Regions from separate parts of the Homo sapiens genome. Here region 2 is linked to region 1. Evidence: read pairs that join two places in POLR2A ChIA-PET (ENCODE). Cell type or tissue: PC-9. All regions are shown on one strand.

Region 1 (8,000 bases):
TATGACTTCTTTGTAGGTGGATGAGAAATGTGTGCTATTTATATCCAGAGGAGTAGACAGAACTAACCTCCACTTCCTTGGGCCATGGGCCAAGCTCTGGATAGGACACATGTTATCTAATATACTTATTGATATTGTCCCTGTTTTATTTTATTTTGAGACAAGGTCTCACTCTGTCACCCAGGCAGGAGTGCAGTGGCACAAATACAGCTTATTGCAGCCTCCATCTCCTGGGCTGAAGCTATCTTCCCACCTTGGCCTCCCATGTAGCTGGGACTATAGTTGCATGCCAACATACCCAGCTAATTTTTTTATATGCGTCTGTAGAGACAGGGTTTCACCATGTTGCCCAGGTTTGTCCCTATTTTGAAGATGAGGAACAGAGACCCAGAAGGGCAAAGTAGTTTATTCCAGGGTCTGACAGTAGCAGCCCCTGGGTGAGGAAACTGGGGATGGAGAAAAGGATAGGTCGCAGCCATGAGGTGGGCACTGTTTTCCTCCCAAGCCTCAGAGAAGGGGCAGACTTTGAGCAATGAGCTGTCACAGTTGAGGGCCCCAGTAACCAGGTGGCCACCAGCTCAAATAATCTCTGAACTGGAAGAGAATTAAGGGTCATCTTACTGCAACATTCGAGTCATGAAGGCGTCTCTTCTCTAACACTTCCTTGACGTGGTCACTCCCTTGGTTGCTGCCAGTGTCAGGGGAGAGGGGTTGAGTTCCACCAAAGACAGTCCCTTCTAACTATGGACAGTCAGATGGTTACAGAGTTCACCCTCAGACTGAGCTAGAATCTTGCAGCTCCCATCTCCTGGTTGGTCAAGTTTTAAAGATGAGGAAACAGACCACATAGAGGTCAAGTAACATCCCAGCATCACACAAGCTGAGAAGTAGCAGAGCTTAAGTTTACATGCAGTTGGGCCCGTGCAGGCCCACAGTTAGCCCTGCCTCCAGCAGTTGTCCATTGAGATTGGTTCTATCCCCAAAGGCCCCATCTGGAACCAGTCTGTCTTCACAGAATGGGGCCAGCCCAGGGATGTGACTGGAACTTGGCTCCCACTTTCTCAACTCCTACAACTCAAAGGAAAACCCTTGGCCATTAGCTGTGTGACTAATTCTGGCCTGAGAGTGTAATCTAAACAAATTCCACCCACTACCTTAATAACACAGCTGGTTTACCATGATTTCCCCAAAACACAACTAGGCTGAGTCAATATTCATGTCCTGGCCAGGAAAATAATTGTTCTTCTTTGAAGAGTCGTTATTACCATCCAGCTCTGACCCTGGGCCCTGCCTGCACACCTGGTTTTCCATGGTTCCTCTGTGGGTGGGTGGGTAGATGAGTTAACCATCTGCGGGAAGGGGAAGGAGAAGGGCTGCCGTGAGAGGTCTCTGAGGCTCCCATGCCTTTCCCTGCTCTAACCTGGAGCGTACTCCAGAAGAGATGCCTCACAGGGTTCTAGAATGTACGCAGGCCTGGAGCCCAGGGCTGATTCTGTCACTCTCTATTTTGCTTCATTTTCCCCTTCCTTCAGTATTTATATATGGGGACACCGAAGCCCAAAGAAGCAAGGTGACTTGCCCAAGATTACTCTAGGGCAGGAGCTAGCACTAGATCCTAAGTGTCCAGGTTCGTGGTGTGGGCCCTTTGCCCTGTCTTTGGTATGACCAGATTTACCCTGAGTCCCAAGGGGAATGACCAGGGGACCCCTGCCAGGCTCACCACCAATCCCAGAATTGCTGTAGGCAAGAGGCAGTGCCAGGTTTTAGAACAAACACCCCATTTACACAACAGGCCACAAACACATGCAACTCATTAGCTCCCATTAGGGAGAGACAGTAATTCAGAATGGATTAGGTTTCTTGAAGCTGAACCCATATTGGCCCTGAAATCTTAGTGAGGGGTTCTCTCCGCCCCGCCCCCTCTCCCAGAAGCCTGGGTTCCGAATGGGTTCTGCAGTGAGGCCTCTAGAGTCTCCACAGCAAAGGGCAGAATAATGTGATTGGGGATATAGAGTGCCAAGGCTGAGCTAAAGAAAGGGCAAGGCTTGGAATTGAACCCAGGAAGCTTCCTGGAGGAGGAGGCGGGGCTGGCTTGGTAGAACAAAGGGAGGGGTGGATTTTCTTGCTGGTGAAAAGAGATTGAGTGGGAGGTTCAGGGAAGAGTGCAAACATCCTTCCCCTCTCTCCCCCTAGCCCTGGGGCTCCTTCTCTGCTCCTTCCCGGCCGGGTTTGGGGGCGCTCGGGAGGGTGACGGCAGGGTCCTCGAGGCCCAGCCCGGCGGTGGGGGCGCGGCCGGCAGGAGCTCCCTCCCTGCTCCAGGAGCCGGCTGAGCGCGCCCCGCGGGGGGCTCCGCAGCCCTTACAAGGAATTTGGTGGCGCTTGGGGTGGCCCCGCCCGCCAGGCTCCACCGGCCCCTCCTCCCCGCGGGGTGGCAGCCCGCTGGACGCGGGGCCGAGGGCGCGGACGCCGACGGGTCCGGGGCCGCGCGCTCCAGGGAAGCCTGCATCCCGCTCCCCTGGGCCCCGACGGGCGGGCGCACTGCGCGGGGCCCACCGGCCGCAGACCTGCGTGGCCGTCCAGGGCGTCGCCATGTCCTCGGTGTTTGGAAAACCCCGCGCGGGCAGCGGGCCTCAGAGCGCGCCCCTCGAGGTCAACCTGGCCATCCTGGGGCGCCGCGGGGCTGGCAAGTCTGGTGAGTGGCGCCGGGGAGCCTGAGCCGCCAAGTGCGGAGCTGGGCGTGGGTGGGGGGACAGTGGGCTGTGCTCTTGGGGGCAGGTTCTTCCACTGGCTTGGGGAGCTTCCTTCACCCAGGAGGGTCGCACAAGACACCGTGATTTTCTTTGCCTCAGTTTCCCTGTTGCCGGGCTTTCTCTTCTCTCGGCTTTGTGCTCAGCTCCACCATCTCTGTCTTCTGTTCCCTGCCTGCCTCTTCCCTTTGTGTCTTCCCACTGTCTCTGTCCTCCGTATCAGTGACCCCTGCTGTCTCTCCCCTCTCTCTTGTGTGTCTCGGAGTCCTTTACTGGTCGGTCTCCCCTGCCACCAACCTTCCAACCCCCACCCCTATGACCTACCCTGGGGCCAGCAGTCAGTCCTGGCGACTGGCTTCAAAGGGACCTGTTGGGCACTGATCCCCCTACCCAAGGCGCCTCTTTGAGCTTAGTCGCAGCCTTGCTACTCCCTGATTAGGCTTGGGGGAAGACTTCCCGTCCAACCCCTCCCCCTCCACACCCCCTCCCCGTAGAAGGGAGCTGGTGAAGTCACTAGCTGTTGAGATTTCTCAGGGAAGGTCCACTCCCCCACTCCCACCCCCATTCCCTGGGATTCTGGGACAAGTTGTGCATTCTTATCAAATGTGTTCGTTTCAAGCCAGACCCCTCTCAACTTTCTGGAAACACATTGGGTTATGGTTCCAGGTGCATGGGATTGTCCTTGATGAGCCAAGATCTTGGGCTTCCATTGAGATAATTTGTGTCAACACTGAACTATGCCACTCCTGGCTGGCTGAAGGAGGGAGGGCAGAAGGGGTCCTCCACTGGCTGTTTTTCCAGTTTTAGCCGTTAGTGATGGCCAACCCAAGCTCAGCTGGCTGTGGGTTTCCTCCCCAGAGTGTTCTGTAAGACTCACTGGGGGCCTACTCTCTGATTTTGAAGCCAGCCCCACCCCCAGAGAGGGGACTCTGAATCTGGTTTTCCTACAGAAGGGATTACCCTCTTCCTTTGAAAGATTTGCCCTTTGAAAATCAGATTGTTATCCGTAGCTCTGTAACCGGTACCGTTTAGCCAGTGACTACATAAAAGAAAGAATTTAAATTTTAAAATATGTATTCCCTGGGTATTAGTTTGCAAACTGACACCGTTAGGAATCCTAGGAAAGAATTTTAAGGATTTTATTCACAATGTCACTTTTTTTTTTTTAAGACAGTGTCTCTGTCACTCAGGCTGGAGTACAATGGCGCGATCATGACTCACTATAGCCTCAAACTCCTGAGCTCAAGTGATCTTCCCTCTCAGCCTCCTGAGTAGCTAGGACTACAGGCATACCACCATGCCTGGTTAATTTTTCAATTTTTTTAGAGATAACAGTGTCACTGCATTGCCCAGGCTGGTCTCAATCCCAAAGCACTGGAATTACAGGCATCCCATTACTTTTCTTTCTTTCTTTTTTCTTTTTCTTTCTTTCTTTCTATCTTTCTGTCTTTGTTTCTTTCTCTTTTCTTCCTTCCTTTTTCTCTTTCTCTTTTCCCTCCCTCCCTCCTTCCCTTCATCCCTCTCTTCTTCTTTCTTTTTTTTCTTTCTTCTTTCTCTCTCTTTCTTCTTTCTTTCTCTTTCCTTCTCTTTCTTTTATTCTCTCTCTTCTCTACTCTTCTCTTCTCTTCTCTTCTCTACTCTTCTCTTCTCTTCTCTTTTCTTTTCTTTCTTTCCAAACAAGCAGTAGCGAACATTACTTTTTGAGGGTCCAGTATAGTAGTTGGCTGGTCTTTGCTTTATATGGCTACACTCTGAACCAAAGAGAGCTTAATTCTTGAGTTTTACATTCTGCTGAGATATCCATGATGAGTGTAGAGGCCCCAGAGAAAGCCAAGACTTGCGATGTGGGAGACCAGGACCAGAGTGTGTTTCTTCGGGACACAGACCTCACCTGGACCTTACCTGGAAAGCCCAGGCACTTGGGGATTTATACCCTTCCCAAAGATCAACCACTGCAATCAACTCTGCTCTTCCTGTGTTTTTGGCTTGTAGCTAAAGCCTGGAGTAAATAGCCCCACACTTCAGAATCTCTGTGACTTGTCCGGGGTGGGCGACACCTCCCTTCAGTTGAGGTTTCACCAGGCTGACTCTAGGGTAATGGTTGCATGGGTCCTGACCCCTGAGTTCATACCTTCCAAACACCCCTTAGGCTTGCCACTCATTGCTTTCCTTGCCATTAAAAAAAATTCCCACGGTGCAATTAGAGGCACTTGGCTCCCCGTAGTTCTGGTTTCCTTCTGAGCCTTTCAAACCAATTCCTCAGTTCCCTAGCTTCATTCTCTGGGAGAGCTGAGCTTGGTGTCAGCCGGGGATCACAGAGGTTAGATAAGGCCTCCCTTAAACGAGGGGCCAGCAGCTAGACATGGCCGCGGAGATGGAGCCAACCTCTTTCTGCTTCTTGCAGCCCTGACCGTGAAGTTTCTGACCAAGAGGTTTATCAGTGAATATGACCCCAACTTGGGTAAGAAACTACTCCCCGTACCTTCTGCTGCCTGTGCCCCATCTGGAGTGCTCTCCTGGGACCCACCCCGTGGGTGGGCACTGACCAGGACTGCATGTCTGGGGACAGAAGGGAGAAGCCGCCAGGATGACCCAGCCCATGGGGGAAAATGTTTTAAGTGTCAGAAATACCCCTTCCACAGCCCACCCCAGACAACTGGGGGGTTGGCCTAATTCACAGAACTAAGAGAGGCTGATTTACCCTAAAATATGAGGTGTGAAAAAACTTTAAAAAATAAAAATAAACATAGCAAGACATCCACATCCAAACAGGTATTATTCTTGGGCCGGGTGCGGTGGCTAATGCCTGTAATCTCAGCACTTTGGGAGGCTGAGGTGGGTGGATCACCTGAGGTCAGGAGTTAATGACCAGCCTGGCCAACATGGTGAAACTCCGTCTCTAAAAATACAAAAATTAGCTGGGCATAGTGGTGTGTGCCTGTAATCCCAGCTTCTAGGGAGGCTGAGGCAGGAGAACTGCTTGAACCCGGGAGGCGGAGATTGCAGTGAGCCAAGGTCGTGCCACTGCACTCCAGCCTGGGCGACAGAGGGAAACTCTGTCTAAAAAAAAAAAAAACTCAAAAACAAATAGGTATTATTCTTCAAGATGGTCACTCAGTGTTCTCTTCCAGAAAACCTGGGCAGGACATTCGAGAAATTCTCTAGTGGTGCTGGCTTCTGAACCAGTTTTTTAACCGTATGAGAAAACAACTGTTGTTTTCATCGCTGCATCATGGTATATTGGAAAAAGGAACGTTTCGGTGTCAGTCAGAGCTGGGTTTGAATCCTACCTGGCTCTGCTCCTTATTGGCAACCTTGAGCCAGTCAGCTAACCTCTCTGAGCTACTGTTTCCTCATCTGTAAAATGGGCATTAAAAAATAGTTAGAGAATTGCTGTGAGGATTAAAGAAATAGCACATGTAAAAGATCCAGCCTAGTACTTGACCCACAGTAGGCACTCAATGCATTTTTGCTTTTCCTTCCTCCTCAAATGGATTCCCATACACAATAGCTTAGATTCCCTTCTAAAACAAATCAAAGCAGGATTTTATTAGTATAAATGTTGCTTAAAGCTCACATGTATAACATTTGTCTATTGTAAACTGTTCACTGAGAGCCATAAGGTGTCTGGATGATCTTAGCCTTTAGAAAATGGGTGTTGCAGTCTTGGATTATTTTCCCCATTCATAAAAATCAATTAAAGCATTCATGGGACCCCTGAGAGCCCTCCAAAGAAGCCCAAGGCTTTGTGACACAGTGGAAACCCCCTGCGCTCCCTGCAGCAGGCCCCTGATCCAGCGCTCCTGCCGCACCTGGAGGGGAGAGCTCCTTACCCTAGTGGTGCCCAGCCCCTTAGTTCAGGCTGGAGTCCAGCACCAGTGTTGCAGCAGGCAGAGACATCAGGGCTATTTAGTCCCCTTGTTTAAAAAAGCTTTTCCTTAGGTAGCAGAATCCCTTCTTCCAGATTTTAAACAGAACCCCAGGGTGTCAAACAGAGAGAGCAAAGGGGTTCCCATGGGTAAGTCAGGGATGCAGGGCAGGTGACATGGTGACAGTCCCTAAGAGATTTGTTCCTCGAAGCTCTGCTTGACCCCCGGTGCCTTGGCACAGCCCTTCAGTGCTACAGTGGAGGAAACAGGCCCAAGGAGCTGAAGACTCTGGGCCAAGGTCACCCAGAGGAGGCCCTTTGATTAGCAGAGGTCAGCTCCAGAGAGAGGAGGACACAGGATGCAATGGTGCACTGGCCGGCGAGGTGTTGGAAGAGGCCAGAGCATGGAATAGAGATGGGGTGGAGAAACTGAGGACAGAGGTGAGGTGGGAGGACAGGAAGGAAAGGCACACAAGCAGACACAGTGTCTGGGAAAGGACAAGGGGAATTCCCAAGGGCAGGGACTCAAAAGACATATTCGGCCTAATTCAAATATTGCATGGGTCATGCTTATACCAAAAATTATTCCTTTTTTTTTTTTGAGATTCAGATTTAACTGGGCATCTTGTATTTTTCCTGGCATCTCACCTCCAGTCTGTCTTCCTCCCTGCCTTCCAATCGATACTGTCACAGGGTGCCACCGGATGAGCCTATTAGGGTGGTGGTTTGAGCCTCCTGATTGAATAATTTTGGAGTTCTGACCTGGTAGTGGAATGCGTGGGCAGACTGTCTGGGAAGTGGGCAGCCCCACAATGGTCAGTCCCCTTGGTCTGTGGTCTCTCACACTACACTGACAGCCCACGAGTCAGAGAGCCAACCAGACATTCTCCCCTCAGACTCTCTGGGAGGCCAGTGCCACTCCTCGAAGGTTCTGCTAGGAGGGGCCTAAACATTCCGGCCACTGTCCCATTGTTGGTTCCAGCAGCAGCAGAGACAGATGAGAACCTTTCCTTCTGTGGATAAAGGTCTCCACATTCCATTGGGGAGCTAGCCATCAGCAATGCTGGTAAAACAACTCTCTAAGCCCTTCCTAGGTCTTCTGAGAGCCTGAGCTCATTTGGTGAGCCTTGAGGGTGGAGATTCATTCCCATTTCCAGCAGGTAGCACAGTACTAGCTTCAGTGTAGATGAGGGTTTAACTGGGGGGGTGGTAAATTTTGGTTTTAGGATTACCCTTTAAAGAAGAGCTCCTATCACGATCCTCATTTTATAGGTGGAGAAATGGAGGAAGAGAGGGCTCAGTGATTTGCCTTAAGATTATGGAGACCCTCAGGCACAAAGGAAGACGAGGCATGGCTCCAGTTGCTCTCCGCTAGGAGCAGCCTC
Region 2 (8,000 bases), 54 kb after region 1:
CTACCTAGTTGGTTTTCTATGTGTGTAATTTGCTTTCTAAATATTTTTATTTAGGAATAATCCCAAATAAAAATATCCCAAATAAAAGGTTGATCTTAGGAACAAAACCTAGAAAACCTGAAATTTATTCTTAAAAATTCTTTAAGCTGTTTAAAGTGTTTATAGAGACCTTAGAATTCACAAAGCACTTTTAAATATATGTATATTGCAGTTTCACATAACCAAGTTTTACTATCCTACTTCATAGGTGAGGGGAAAGAAATGAGATGACTAACAGGAATGTCCAGTCACTAAATAATGAACTTAAATCTTCTCACTCCTAATCCTGTGCTTCTTCCAGTATGTCTTTCTGCCTTTAGCCAATTTTTTACAATCAAATTGTTAAATCATTGATTTCTACATATGGTACACCAAGTGTAGTAATATAACAGTTTGTTAAAATGTCTGAGTTAAATTCTCAGTTCATTGATAAATTTGTGGGGTTTTTTCCTTTCATTTCAATAGCTACTTGTGTTATTTGAACACTGAGCTTACCGTATGTGTGTTTGTGTGTGTGTGTTGTTTTATTTTTTGAGACGGGGTCTAGCTCTGTCACCCAGGCCTGGAGTACAGTGGAGAAACCTTGGCTCACTGCAACCTCTGCCTCCCAGGCTCAAGTGAGCCTCCTGTGACAGCCCCTGAGTAGCTGCAACCACAGGCACACACCACCACACCTGGCTAATTTTTGTATTTTTTTGTAGAGACGAGGTTTTGCCATGTTGCCCAGGCTGGTCTTGAACTGCTGAGCTCAAGTGATCCGCTCTTCTCAGCCTCCCAAAGTGCTGGGATTACAGGCACGAGCCACTGTGCCTGGCCAAGTGTGTGGTTTTTAATGGACCATCTCTGTTATTAATGTTGGGTAAAATGGGGAACCACCATTGGATATCTATAGCATGCTAAATTCTTCAGTAAGGAGGATCACAGACTCATGTTATAGTTATTATCATCCCACTTTAAAGTTGAAGAAATTGAGGCTTAAAGTAGATAATGAATTGTTATTAAGTGTTACTCGATGTCGTGTTGCTAGTTAATGAAAGTCAGAGTCAGGTTTTGAACGAGATCTATCTTACTTCAAATCCTATTATTTTCCTGCTGCCACAGAATGGCATCAGGAAACAAGGACCATAGGGCCAGACAGTGCTGGGTTCCATCTTGACTCTGCTACTTCCTAACGTCGTAGACTCAGGAAAGTTATTTAACCTCCGAGCTTTAGTTTGTTCCTTGGAATATCAGGGCTGGTATAATATATTTACAGCATCTTGTACAGTATCTGGCACAGAATAGGTACTCATTAAATGATAGCTGCTATTATTCATTCATTCATTAAACAAAATATTTATTGAAGGCCTATTATGTGTCAAGCAGTGTACTAGGTACTATAGAAACAGGTGTTGTGGGAGGACAGACAACAAGTAAGCAAAAAAAAAAAAAAAAAATCAGGCCAGGCATGGTGGCTCACACGTGTAATCCCAGCACTTTGGGAGGCTGAGGCAGATGCATCACCTGAGGTCAGGAGTTTGAGACCAGCCTGGCCAACATAGTGAAACCCTGTCTCTACTAAAAACACACAAAAAAATTAGCTGGGCGTGGTGGCATGCGCCTGTAATCCCAGCTACTAGAAAGGCTGAGGCAAGAAAATTGCTTGAACCTAGGAGACAGAGGTTGCAGTGAGCCAAGATCACACCACTGCACTCCAGCCTGGGCGACAGAGCAAGACTCTGTCTCAAAAGAAAAAAAAAAAAAAAGACCGGGCATGGTGGCTCACGCCTGTTATCTCAGCACTTTGGGAGGCCGAGGCGGGCGGATCACCTGAGGTCAGGAGTTCGAGACCAGCCTGACCAACATGGAGAAACCCCGTCTCTACTAAAAATACAAAAAAATTAGCCAGACCTAGTGGCGCATGCCTGTAATCCTAGCTACTTGGGAGGCTGAGGCAGGAGAATTGCTTGAACCCAGGAGGTGGAGGTTATGATGAGCCGAGATTGCACATTGCACACCAGCCTGGGCAACAAGAGCGAAACTCCATCTCAAAAAAAAAAAAAAAAAAATCAAATAGTGTGATAAATTCCTTGATGAAAATAAAAATAGGATCATGTGATAGAATAACTGGAGGTTATTTTAGATCGGTGATGGGGAAAGCCTCTTTCTGACACTTAAGCTGAAATCTGAAAGACAATAAGGAGCCAGCCATGCCTAGAACAGAGAAGAGCATTCCAGGCAGAGGAACAGCTAGTACAAAACCCAAGGTGGGCTAACCCAAAGAATCACAAGAAAAGGAAACTCCAGACTGATATCCCTGAATATAGATGCACAAGTCCTCCACAGAGTTAGCAAACTGAATCCAGCAACATATAAAAAAGGATTATACATGATGACTAAGTGGGATTGTTTTTTGGGTTTTGTTTTTTGTTTTTTGTTTTTTTTTTTTGAGATGGTGTCTCGCCCTGTCGCCTAGGCTGGAGCGCAACTGTGCAGTTTCAGCTCACTGCAACCTCCGCCTTCTGGGCTCTAGCAATTCTACCTCAGCCTCCTGAGTAGCTGGGATTACAGGCATGCAGCACCATGCTCAGCTCATTTTTTTGTATTTTTAGTAGAGATGGGGTTTCACCATGTTGGCCAGGCTGATCTCAAACTCCTGAACTTGAGTGATCCGCCCACCTCAGCCTCCCAACATGCTGGCATTACAGGTGTGAGCCATCACACCCTGCCCCAAGTGGGATTTATCCCAGGAATGCAAGGTTGGTTCAACATATGAAAATCAGTCAATGTAACATATCATATTAGTAGAATAAAGGACAAAAGCTACATCACTGTCTCAATAGATGCAGAAAAAGCATTTGACAAAATCCAACACATGTAAAAAAACCTCAATAAACTAGAAATAGAAGAGCATTTCCTCAACTTGATAAAGGACATCTATGAAGACCCTGTAACTAACATCATACTTAATGAAAGAAGCCAAGTGCAGTGGTGGACACTTGTAGTCCCAGGTATTTTGGAGGCTGAGCGGGAGGATTGCTTGAGGCCAGGAGTTCGAGACCAGCCTGGACAATATAGCCAGACTTTGTCTCTTAAAAAAAAAAGAAGAAGAAAGAAAGAAAATAAAAGAAAGACAAAGCCTTTCCCTTAAGATCACAAAGAAGATAAAGATGTCTGCGCTCTCAAAGTTAAATGTCTTCTATTCAACTTTGTTCTGTTGGGGCAGTTAGACAAGAAAAAAGAAACAAAAGGCAACCAAACAAAAGTTTGGAAAGGAAGAAGTAAAGCTGTCTCTATTTGTGGATGATATGATCTAGCATATAGAAAATCATGAAGAAGTTCCAAAAAAAACTATTAGAGCTAATAAACAGTAAAGAAGACCCAAGTAAATGGAAAGACCCCAGTATTCATTGATTGGATAAACTTAGTATTGTTAAGATGTCTCTACTCCCCAAGTTGATGTACAGATTCAACACAATTCCTAAAAAAAAAATCCCAATTGGCTTCTTTGTACAAATTGACAAGCTGCTCCTAAAATGTATACAGAATTGCAAGGGGCCCAGAATAGCCAAAACTAACAAAATTGGAGGACTCATAGTTTTCAGTTTCAAAACTTGCTGTAAAACTACAGTAACCAAGATAGTGTGGTACTGGCTATAGCTCATTAGAATCGAATTAAGGGTCTAGAAATAAGCCAGGCATGATGGCTTATGCCTGTAGTCCCAGCACTTTGGGAGGCTGAGGCAGGTGGATCACTTGAGGTCAGGAGTTTGAGACCAGCCTGGCCAACATGGTGAAACCTCATCTCTACTAAAAATATTTACAAAAATTAGCCAGATATGGTGGTGCACGCTTGTAGTCCCAGCTACTCAGGAGGCTAAGGCACGAGAATCACTTGAACCTGGGAGGTGGAGGTTGCAGTGACCTGAGATCACACCACTGCACTCCAGCCTGGGTGACAGAGTGAGACTCTGTCTCAAATTTTTTTAAAAGTCTAGAAATAAACCCATACATTTATGGTCAATTGATTTTTTTTTCTAAAGGTAGTTCCCAAAAGATAGTTCTTTTTATTATTATTATTATTATTATACTTTAAGTTCTAGGGTACATGTGCACAATGTGCAGGTTTGTTACATATGTATACATGTGCCATGTTGGTGTGCTGTACCCATTAACTCATCATTTACATGAGGTATATCTCCTAATGCTATCCCTCTCCCCTCCCACCCACCTTTTTTTTTTTTTTTTTTTTTTTTTTTTTTGACAAGAGTGCCAAGACAATCCAATGGAGAAAGAATAGTATTCTCAATAAATGGAGCTGGGATAACTGGATGTCCACAATCAAAAGAATGAATTTGGACCCTATGTCACATCATATGTAAAAGTTAAAGAAGCTAAATGAATAGCTAAAACTAGAAAACTCTTAGAAGAAAATATAGGTGTAAATATTCATGACATTGAATTAGGCAGTGGTTTCTTAGCTATGATGCCATGAAGCATAAGCAATCAGACTAAAAATAGAGAAATTGGACTTCATCAAAATTAAAAATAGTTGTGCTTCAAAGGACACTATCAACAAAGTAAAAAAGACAGGTAGGCCAGGCATGGTGGCTCATGCCTATAATCCCAGCACTTTGGGAGGCTGAGACAGGAGGACTGCTTGAACCCAAGAATTTGAGACCAGACTGGGCAATGTAGTGAGTCCCCATCATTACAAAAAGTAAAAAATTAGCTGGGCATCATGGTGCACACCTGTGGTCCTAGCTACTTGGGAGGCTGGAATGGGAGGATGCACTTGAGCCAGGGAGGTCGAGGCTGCAGTGAGCTGTGATTGCACTACTGTGTTTCATCCTGGGTGACAAAGTGAGACCCTGTCTCAAAAAAAAAAAAAAAAAAAAAAAAAAAAGACAGCTTACAGAATGGGAGGGAATATTTGCAAATCATATAACTGATAAGGGCCTAATATCCAGAGTAAAGAATTCTTACAATGACTCAGCAGTAAAACGACAAATAACCCAATTAAAAATGGCCAAAAATTCTGAGTAAACATTTCTTTTTTGTTTGTTTTTGAGATGGAGTCTTGCTCTTGTTGCCCAGGCTGGAGTGCAATGGTGCGACCTTGGCTCATTGCAACCTCTGCCTCCTGGATTCAAGCGATTCTCCTGCCTCAGCCTCCCTAGTAGCTGGGATTATAGGCAAGCGCCACCACGCCCGGCTAATTTTTGTACTTTTAGTAGAGACGGGGTTTCACCATGTTGACCTGGCTGGTCTCGAACTCCTATCCTCAGGTGATCCACCTGCCTCAGCCTCCCTAAGTGCTGGGATTACAGGCATGAGCCACTGCCCTGGCCCTGAGTAGACATTTGTTTCAAGCAGATACATAATATGAATGGCCAGTAAGCATATAAAAGATCAGCAACTTCATCTGTCTTTAGGGATATGCAAATCAGAACCACAATGAGATACCACTTCACACCCATTAGGATGGCTATAATTCAAAAAACAGACAAAAACTAGTGTTGGCAAGGATGTGGAGAAATTTGGAAACTTCATACATTCATGGTACCATGTTTACCTCTTAAAAATGGTGCAACCTGTGTGGAAAACAGTTTGGCAGTTCCTCAAAAAGTGAAACACAGAAGTATCTTATGACCCAGCATTTCCTTTCCTAGGTTTATACTCAAGAGAATTGGAAACATTGTGCTCACACAAAAATGTGTACCCGAATCTTCATAGCAGCATTATTCAGAATGGCCAAAAAGTGAAAACAACCCAAATATCCAACTGAGGGATGCGTTAAAAAAATGTGGTATATAGCCATACGGTGGAATATTATTAATACTCAGCCATAACCATAATCACATGCTTATGACATGGATGAACCTGAAAAATATGCTAAGTGAAAAAACCCTGTCACAACAGACTACATATGTTATTATTCCATTTATATGAAATGTCCAAAATAGGCAAATCCATAGGCTGGAGGAGAGAGGATAATGGGAATTTTCTGATAATGGATGGCGTTTTTTCTGGGAGAGAGAGGTAATGAAAATGTTCTAAAAATTAGGCAAGAAAAAAACGAGTGACATTGGTTGAATGACCCTGAGTCTACTAAAAACCACTGACTTGGAAGCTTCAAAAGGGTGAATTTTCTGGTATGTGAATTACATCTCAATAAAGCTGTCAAAAAACAAAACAAAACAAAAAAACAACCCAAGATGGAAAAGAGTTGGACATGTTTGAGGGACAGAAATGAGGCTGGTGTGGCTGGAGCATAGCTGGCAAGATGGAGAGTAGCTAAGGTGAGGGGAGAAGCAAGATTGAGTAGGATTGACATCAGAGGGCCACGGCAGGGGAGTAATGGGATTAGGTATGTACATTCTTAAAAGGTTGCCCTGGCTGCTGCTAGAGAGTGGAGTGGAGGTCAGTTAGGGAATTGGTTGGGTGTGGTGGCTCACACCTGTAATACCAGCACTTTGGGAGGCCAAGAAGAGTGAATCGCTTGAGCCCTGGAGTTCCAGACCAGTCTGGGCAACATGGTGAAACCCTGTCTCTACAAAATATACAAAAATTAGCTAGGTATTGTGGGATGCACCTGTAGTCCCAGCTACTCGGGAGGCTGAGGTAGGAGGATCACTTGACCCTGGGAGGTTGAGGCTGCAGTGAGCTGTGATTCCACCACTGCACTTCCAGCCTGGATGACAGAGCAAGATCCGGTCTTTAAAAAAAAAAATTAAAAAAATAAAAAGAAGCTGCTGCGACTGTAGCCAGATGACAGATGATGGCAGTTTGGAACAATGATAATGGTGGATAAAAAGAAGTGGACATCCAGACTATGCTTGGAGATAGAGTCAGCGGAATTTGCTGATGGAATCTGGGAAATTAGAGATAGATAAATTAGGATCATTCATAGATTTTTGGCTTGAGAAACTGGGTGAATAGTGGAACCATTTAATTGAGATGAGGATGTCTGGGGAGGAACATTTGGGAAGAGAAATCAATAGTTTTGGCCATGTTAAGTTTGACATATATTAAGTTAGAAGACGTTCATATGGAGATATCAAGTAGACAACTTCCTGAGATGCAATTTAGGCCAGTAGCTTGAAATCTCTTGGCACCTATAACTTACTACATGATGATTCTTACCCTCTGCGGTTTATCTTCCCTGTACATGGAGAAAAGCTTTGTGCTATAAAAGACTGAGCCAGAAGGTGGGGTTTGGTTCCTAGAGTTGCCCTTTACTAATGAGAGGAAGGCCCTTGTCTTTGAGCTTCTGCTTTTTTTACCTCTAAAGTGGGATTAATGACCATGTACACAACTGGCAAGATCAAAGGAAATGAACTAGGTGAATGTAAATTCATGCAAACATACTATTTTGGCAGTAATGATGGCAGACACCAAAATGATTATATTCTTACCATCCCTTTCCTTTCTACAATGCTCTGATGATAAGGTGAGCTTTACCTCCCGAAGAACAAGACTATATTCTGAGTATGTACCTAGCATGTTTATTACTCTCAGTAAATAGAAATCTTTTTTAGTCAGTAAGCATGTTTCAAAAATATTTTGAGTTATTTAAAAGAAAAAAATTGCACATATGAAAATCGTTTCAGAACTTTTATTGAAGCGGGCAAAAGAAAAGTGAGCTAGCAAGTTATAGAAGAGGCTATGACATAGATACAGTTATGAACTTGTTCTTCAAATTCATTTACTTATTTGATTTAATGTTCAAATTATTACAACAACCTAACTCTTCTGAAAGTTAAATACCCTCTTTAAGGGGTGTCATAAAAAGAGCACTGCACTGAGAATCAGAAAACAGAAGCCAGTCCTGGCTTTGCTACTAACTAGCTGGGTCCAACCTTGGGAAAATAGCTGCATTTCTCTGAGCCTCACTCTCTTCATGTATGAAATAGAGGATTGAACTACAGTCTGGAAATAAATGCATTCAATTCAGAAATTTTAGAGAACTTATTTCCTGG

The links. ChIA-PET counts read pairs that join two places held together with the same protein. Peaks named below come from ENCODE experiments on the same cell type or tissue, not always from the same donor. Only the 100,000 strongest peaks of a DNase experiment are listed, where the experiment ranks them.
Region 2: POLR2A ChIA-PET joins it to region 1 with 17 read pairs; 7 of 35 experiments call an interaction of 5 or more read pairs at or near these places.

What each region holds. Positions count from the first base shown.
Region 1 is chr15:65,062,425-65,070,424 of GRCh38, reverse strand. It overlaps RASL12 (RAS like family 12), which reads left to right and starts at 2,434. Exons shown (of 5, transcript NM_016563.4): 1 at 2,434-2,692; 2 at 5,152-5,208. The coding sequence starts at 2,590. In PC-9, no CTCF peak of the experiment used is centred here; no DNase peak of the experiment used is centred here.
Region 2 is chr15:65,008,410-65,016,409 of GRCh38, reverse strand. The region is part of intron 6 of MTFMT (mitochondrial methionyl-tRNA formyltransferase); the gene reads left to right. Among named protein-coding and RNA genes, the nearest start is that of MTFMT, 17 kb to the left of the region's middle. In PC-9, no CTCF peak of the experiment used is centred here; no DNase peak of the experiment used is centred here.